2 separate regions of the Homo sapiens genome follow, and region 1 is linked to region 2. The links are chromatin contacts, found by Hi-C in ENCODE. All regions are on one chromosome and are shown on one strand. Each heading gives the region's core, a stretch centred on a gene start or an enhancer-like site at or near the end of the contact. The rest is flanking DNA. Distances are from core to core; before and after follow the strand shown.

Region 1 (3,019 bases), core at 505-3,004, 210 kb before region 2:
GTACCATGATTGTTGACAAGGTGGCCACCCACAAGGGCAGTTTGAATGGCAGGGGGCATGAACAGGCATTCTTCTGCTGAAAGATTTATGGATAATGTTTAGGCAGCCATCAAGAGAAGGCTGGTGTCCAGCACTGTATTTCCTCTGTAAGGACTGTGTGATGTTCTCTGTCAATGGCAATGGATGGCATGCAGGTTTTGCTTTGACTTCCAATAGCTCCCACCTCTTTTTTGTCTGGCCATGTTTCCATCCTCCCCTGTAGAGTTCTGACTTCCTACTGGGAAGGCAAGGAGCAGCTTCCCACCCCACTGTTCTTAAGAATGATCAATAAGCTTTGCTCCTGTCTGAATCTACCTTGCTGACTTCCTATAACTGGGGTTGGAACTCTCTCTCTGTAAAATGTCAGATAGTGAATATTTTAGCTTTTGTGGGCCAAGAGGCAAAATCGGGAATGTTTACACAAATTTTTTGAAAAAATTCAAAACTTTATTCACAGACACTGAAATTTGAATTTTAGGTAAGTTTCATTTGTCATGTAATATTATTATTTTAATTTTTTCAACCATTAAAAAATATGAAAACCATTCTTAGCTCAATGGCCAGATAGAGTCAAGTGGCCAACTGCAGACAATAGTTTGCTGACCTCTATTCTAGAGCCTATTACTGAAGGAAAAAACCTAACCCCCCCCACACAAAAAGAAACCCTCTGAATATTAAGTGTCTTGCAGTCCAAGATGCCTCTGACTGACTCATTCACTAAAATGAATGGAAAGAGTTAGGAAGCATAGGAAAGAAAAGCATAAAGATTGTCAATACTTTAAGCTCCCATTTCCCATAAGCAGGAAGTCAAAATGTTTTAAGTCCAAACAACTGGCCAGAGCAGTGTCTTTTGAACTTGCTTCATGACCAGAATCACCTGGCTTCTTGTTGAAGCTAGATTCCCGGACTAGAGGTTTTGATGCAAGGGAGACTTCTGGGTGGGGGTGTGCTCTCGGGATCAGGTAAGCTGAAGAAACACTATTCCAGGGGGTGTAAAGGAACCTCAAAAGCTGTAGTTCTTAAAGTGTGGTCCGTGGCCCAGCAGAACCAGCATTACCTGAGAGCTTGTAAGAAATGCAAGTCTTTGGCCTACCCTAGAAACACTGAATCAGAAACTGGGGGTGGGGTCTGGCAATCTGGTTTTCATCAAGCCAGGTGGTCCTGATGCCAACTAGAATTTGAGAACGCCTGCTTCAAGGCATCATTACCAGCATCTGGAGAAGTGATTGAGAACCCACCTGAGCAGTGAAGGCCTGGGCGCTCTTAAACCACTGTGTTCTCAAGAGCGCAGGTCTGTGGGTGAGAGCAATTCTAACAGACATCTGAAGCCAAAGGCCTAGGTTTCCACAGGAAGATCTGGAAACCCTGTTCAAGGCAAGCCTTTTGGAAGTCAAGGCTGTATTCCCCTAAGAGGGGGCACCATGGATCCTAGAGATAGCAAATGCCACCCAAGGTGATGGTGAGGGAGTTTTCAGCTTTTCTGCACGTGTGACCGTTTACTGCACCAGGAGCTTTCTAGTGACTTCCACCTTTTTCAGGTTTTTCCAAGGTTCACCGGGGAACCCCTGTCCTGGGCCTGCCAGTGAGGTGCTGGGAGCTTCCCGACCTCACAAGCGGCTCTTGTGATGTAATTGCCACCTGAGGCGTGCCCCTCCTGGCCCTGGCGACATCACAGAGGCTACCTGGGCACGGACCCCGCAGCTTCCTGGGGCCCAGTCAGCCGCTCCAGGTGCTTAAGTCTGGACTGCGGAGGCCGGGGCGGTGGCGTGCAGGGTGAGGTCTCCCGGGCTGGCGCGCGTGCAAGCCCCCTGCTGCTACCTCGCGCTAGGCCAGCTCCAGGAGGGCAACAGACGACAGGACATTGCAAAAGGGCCACTTAAATTTTCCTTCGAGTAAACAGAACACCTGCCAAGACCCTCGAGCCTGGGCGTGCCCCAAGACAGGTGGTTGGGGTCTAGGAGTCGGCTGCAGCTGGCGATGCTCTGAGGGGACGTCAGGGCCTCAGGATCGCCCCTATGAAGACGAAGTGCATCTGTGAACTGTGCTCCTGCGGGTAAGGTGGCCACGCCCAGGGCAAGGCTGGGGGAGCCTGGGTTTTCAGACTCCCGAGGAAGGGAAGCCTCCCCCAGCTGCTTCATCAGGCGGCATCACGGTGGGTTCGTCCACTTGCTACGTTTTTTAAGCCACAATTGTGTCAACTAGCGTTGTGCCCGCGGACGCCACATCAGTTCTGGCGAATGTGGCTGTTTTCGGGCCTTCTGTGCCGCTTCACTTGAGAACTGCAGGAGGGTTGAAAATGGGCGTGACCGCGCAGTCTGCACTCCCTTCCCTGAAGCCCAGAAAGTGTCAGCCAAGGAGGGAGAACACCTGGCCCAGTGGGACCAGTCTTGCTCCTTTTGGGAAAGTGATAGGATGGGAGGAGAATTCCTGTAGTATAACTGAATTTCTCATTCAGAGAGATTGTTACTTTGTCAGAGAAGTATAAGGTATTAGTAAAACTTGTTCCACATTGTGTAGAGTTGAATAAGGATAATGAAAACATTACTTTCACAGTCGCCTGGCCTGCCAGGTCTCCCTTCTAACCTTTAAGGACCATCTTTGGGTGGAAGCGCAGTAAAGGTGGTCCTGGGGGAAATCATGGACTTTAGTCAGAGTCCCACGGGCTGACTGGTCTGCTGTCACTCACATGATCTCTTAGAGGCTCCTTCTATCTGCTTCCCAGGGCAGCTGGGTTTCTGCTTGGCTGGGGCAGGGAGTGGGCAGCAGAGGAGCAACAGGCAAGAGGGTTCTGAGGTCACCTTTCCTGGGCTGTCATTAATTGTGGGATCTTAGATTGGTAACTAAACTCCAGGTCATAGTCGCCTCATCTGTACCAACAATACGTACCTCATAGGACTATTGTAAGAGTTAAGATCATGTATGTGAGTCCTGGTACATGGATTGTGCTTAATATGTTAGTGTCCTGAAATCTGAAAAAAGG
Region 2 (3,058 bases), core at 57-2,556:
TTGCTTTTATTCCTGAACCAAGTGACTTCAGCTTCAGGCACTCCTAGGAAGAAAAAAAAAAAACAAAAAACCCCACTCATCAGTCAAACACATTCAGGTGAGCCCAGAGGCATTTATAGCTTCTTGAATCCCCCTTCCCTGGGGCTGCTCTACAGGGACATCTTCTACCAGGCTTTGGCCAGATTAAATAATGTCCAGAGCCTGGTAGGATAAGGATATAGACTTCAGGGTGACCAAAGAATCAGAATAAATGTTGATACAAGATAAACATCTCAGTTGTCTCCAGATCTTTTGCCTTTTAAACTTACAGTGATGAGACAGGAAGAGGGAGGCCAGTACAAAGAGGAGGAAACAGGAAGCTGGCAGGGGGGGCTTGCCAAGGTGGAAGGAGAGTACCCAAATTCTTTGGAGAAAATGTATTTGAAAAACATGAGAACCAAATGTATACACCAGTGAAAATGAAACTACATGAAATAAACATAATGTTGAGTAAGAGATGGCAGACACAAGAGTACATACTGTATAATTTCCTTTCCGTAAGTAAAAAAAAAAAAACCTGGTAACATTAATCTATGCTGTTAGTAGTCAGTGGAATGAATGGGGAGGGGTTGTGACTGAGAAATGGGACAAGTGGCTTGGCCACTGGCGATGCTCTGTGTCTTGACCGGGGGCTGGTCTGGTGGGGAGTGTTCACTTGGTACCTTTATGATACATGTACTTTTCTGTATAGATATATTTTAATAAAAAGTGCAAAGCTATACAACGTTAAAATATATGTATGAACTAGACAAATGGAAGCTGCTAGATTGCTACTGGAGTTGACACTCTTATGTAGAAAACTTGCTTGTATTTTTGGAAGCCTGCATATCTTCTCAGAGCAAGAGAACATGAAATGGTAGTATCAGTAGAACCACAGGAAAAGGACAAAAGGAAAGTGCTCAACTCTTTCCACAATCCAAGTTTATTTTCTGTGAGAGAGATGGGATGGGGAGATCATCTGCTGACCTGGGATGGGCTCTCTCTTTGGAAGCCAGGCTCTGTGCTCTAGGGACCCCATGAATTCCTCAGGAAGTTTCCTTGTGGTTGACATGCTGGAAAACAGGCCCTGAGAGTTTAGGATGAGCCTTCCTAGATGCTGTTTTAGGAGGATCCTATAGGAGGCTGGGCTCTGAGTATGTTGAGAGACTGAAGATATGTGGCACGGATTCACAGGTCTCTAGGGAGCAGAAAGCACCCTCCCCTACACAACTCAGCCTGCTGACCCAGCTCACACAGTTTATTTATAGAACTCACTGGCATGTATCCAGGGCATGCTTAAAGTGTAAAGTCCTGGCCGGGCGTGATGGCTCATGCCTGTAATCCCAGCACTTTGGGAGGCCGAGGCAGACAGATCACAAGGTCAGGAGTTTGAGACCAGTCTGACCAACATGGTGAAACCCTGTCTCTACTAAAAATACAAAAATTAGCCAGGCATGGTGGTGGGCACCTGTAATCCCAGCTACTCAGGAGGCTGAGGCAGGAGAATCACTTGAACTTGGGAGGCAGAGGTTGCAGTGAGCCGAGATCACCTCACTGCACTCCAGCCTGGGTGACAGAGCAAGACTCTGTCTCAAAAAAAAAAAAAAAAAAAAAAAAAGGGTCAAGTCCCGGGAAATGGGGTCAAAGCCAAGAATGGCCAAGGAGCCAGACCTTTAGTCTAGTGGTCTAGTGTTTTCCCTGAGCTGGGGCTGGTTTTTGCCTTTGGGGCAAGGGCAGTTTGCCCTTAATGGCTAGCCTTCTGTTGAGAATGCAGAGTGTCTTCAAAGAGTTGCCTGTGTATCTGTTACGTGTCCTTGAAATTGGCTAGAGAAAGAGAGGCAGGGCTACCGAAAGTGGGTGGAGACTTGGATACCACAGCCTTGTCACATCAGAGAGAGGCACACGCTAATCTGGCTCTAACAGTAGGATACTTTATGCTCAAGTGTGTAAGAGGGGCCAGGTTGGCATCATCTCTAAAGATACCTGGAGAAAAGACACAGGTGAGGGGTGGAACAGCTGATTTTTCATTGCAGCACCACTAGGGAGAGCAAGAGCATCATGATGCCTGTCCATGCCAGCTTGGACTTTGGACCCTGAGCTTAGTTTTTTTCCCATTTAAAAAAAAAAATCCACGGCATTTAGGAGACAGCCTCAGAAGTAAATTGAAGAAATGCACTCTTAGCTATTTTTCTCCTGAAAGAACAAGGAAAAATGAGTTCCTGCAAACCCTTTTCCTCTTTTCCTTCCCCTTCCTTCCTTCCTTCCTTCCTTCGTTCCTTCCTTCCTTCTTTCCTTCCTTCCTTCCTTTTCTTTCTTATTGAGATGGAGTCTTGCTCTGTCACCTAGGCTGGAGTGCAGTGGCATGATCTCGGCTCACTGCAGCCTCTGCCTCCTGGGTTCCAGCGATTCTCCTGTCTCAGCCTCCCAAGTTAGCTGGAATTACAGGCGTGCACCACCACGCCCAGCTAATTGTTGTATTTTTAGTGGAGACAGGGTTTCGCCATGTTGGCCAGGCTGGCGTTGAACTCCTGACCTCAGATGATCCACCTGCCTTGGCCTTCCAAAGTGTTGGGATTACAGGCACGAGCCACCATGCCGGCCCTGCAAACCATTTTCTACCATTATTCATCCTCTTTCCCTCACATTGCTCACATGCAGCACTTACTGCCTGCATCTTCCTTTGAGGAGGGCTGTGGGCAGCAAACACAAAGACTCAGGGGGAGAGAAAATGAGAGTGAGAGTGACAGAGGGGAGAAGGGAGGGTGGAACAGAGGGAGAAGGGAGAGAACCCAGGGATGGAAGCAGACCTGGGAGCTATTTCTCACTCCCCCAGGAATGGCTTGCAAGCTTCTTCCATTCCCTTGATGTCTGTCTATCTCATGCCGTTCTAAAATTGTGCTTGTTTGAGAGGACAGGACTGGATATAAACCAAAAGGGCTGAATTCCTCTGGTGACAGCAGGGGACTTCATGGGAGAAATGGAAACGTTCAGAATAGCAGGGTGGAGGAAGAAACCTCCAGTTTCTGTAAACCTGGAACCA

Evidence for each region. Hi-C counts contacts between places; a loop is a spot of excess contacts on that map. Pooled maps may share reads with other maps.
Region 1: a map with no recorded cell type shows a loop between it and region 2 (4-fold over the local background). The contact joins the promoter of SAXO1 here to the enhancer-like site in region 2. A Hi-C loop is called at or near these places in 2 of 168 maps with a recorded cell type or tissue (GM12878 and PC-3), 12 of 37 single-sample maps with no recorded cell type and 9 of 50 pooled maps.

Annotation. Positions count from the first base shown.
Region 1 is chr9:19,031,944-19,034,962 of GRCh38, reverse strand. It overlaps SAXO1 (stabilizer of axonemal microtubules 1), which reads left to right and starts at 1,754. Exons shown (of 4, transcript NM_153707.4): 1 at 1,754-2,092. The coding sequence starts at 2,055. RefSeq lists enhancers at 1,325-1,878, 1,879-2,432.
Region 2 is chr9:18,823,269-18,826,326 of GRCh38, reverse strand. ADAMTSL1 (ADAMTS like 1) reads right to left here. Exons shown (of 29, transcript NM_001040272.6): 22 at 1-43. Among named protein-coding and RNA genes, the nearest start is that of SAXO1, 210 kb to the left of the region's middle. Within about 2 kb of position 1,306, at least 2 of the 41 ENCODE cell types and tissues checked have a DNase peak (open chromatin) inside an H3K27ac peak, as active enhancers do.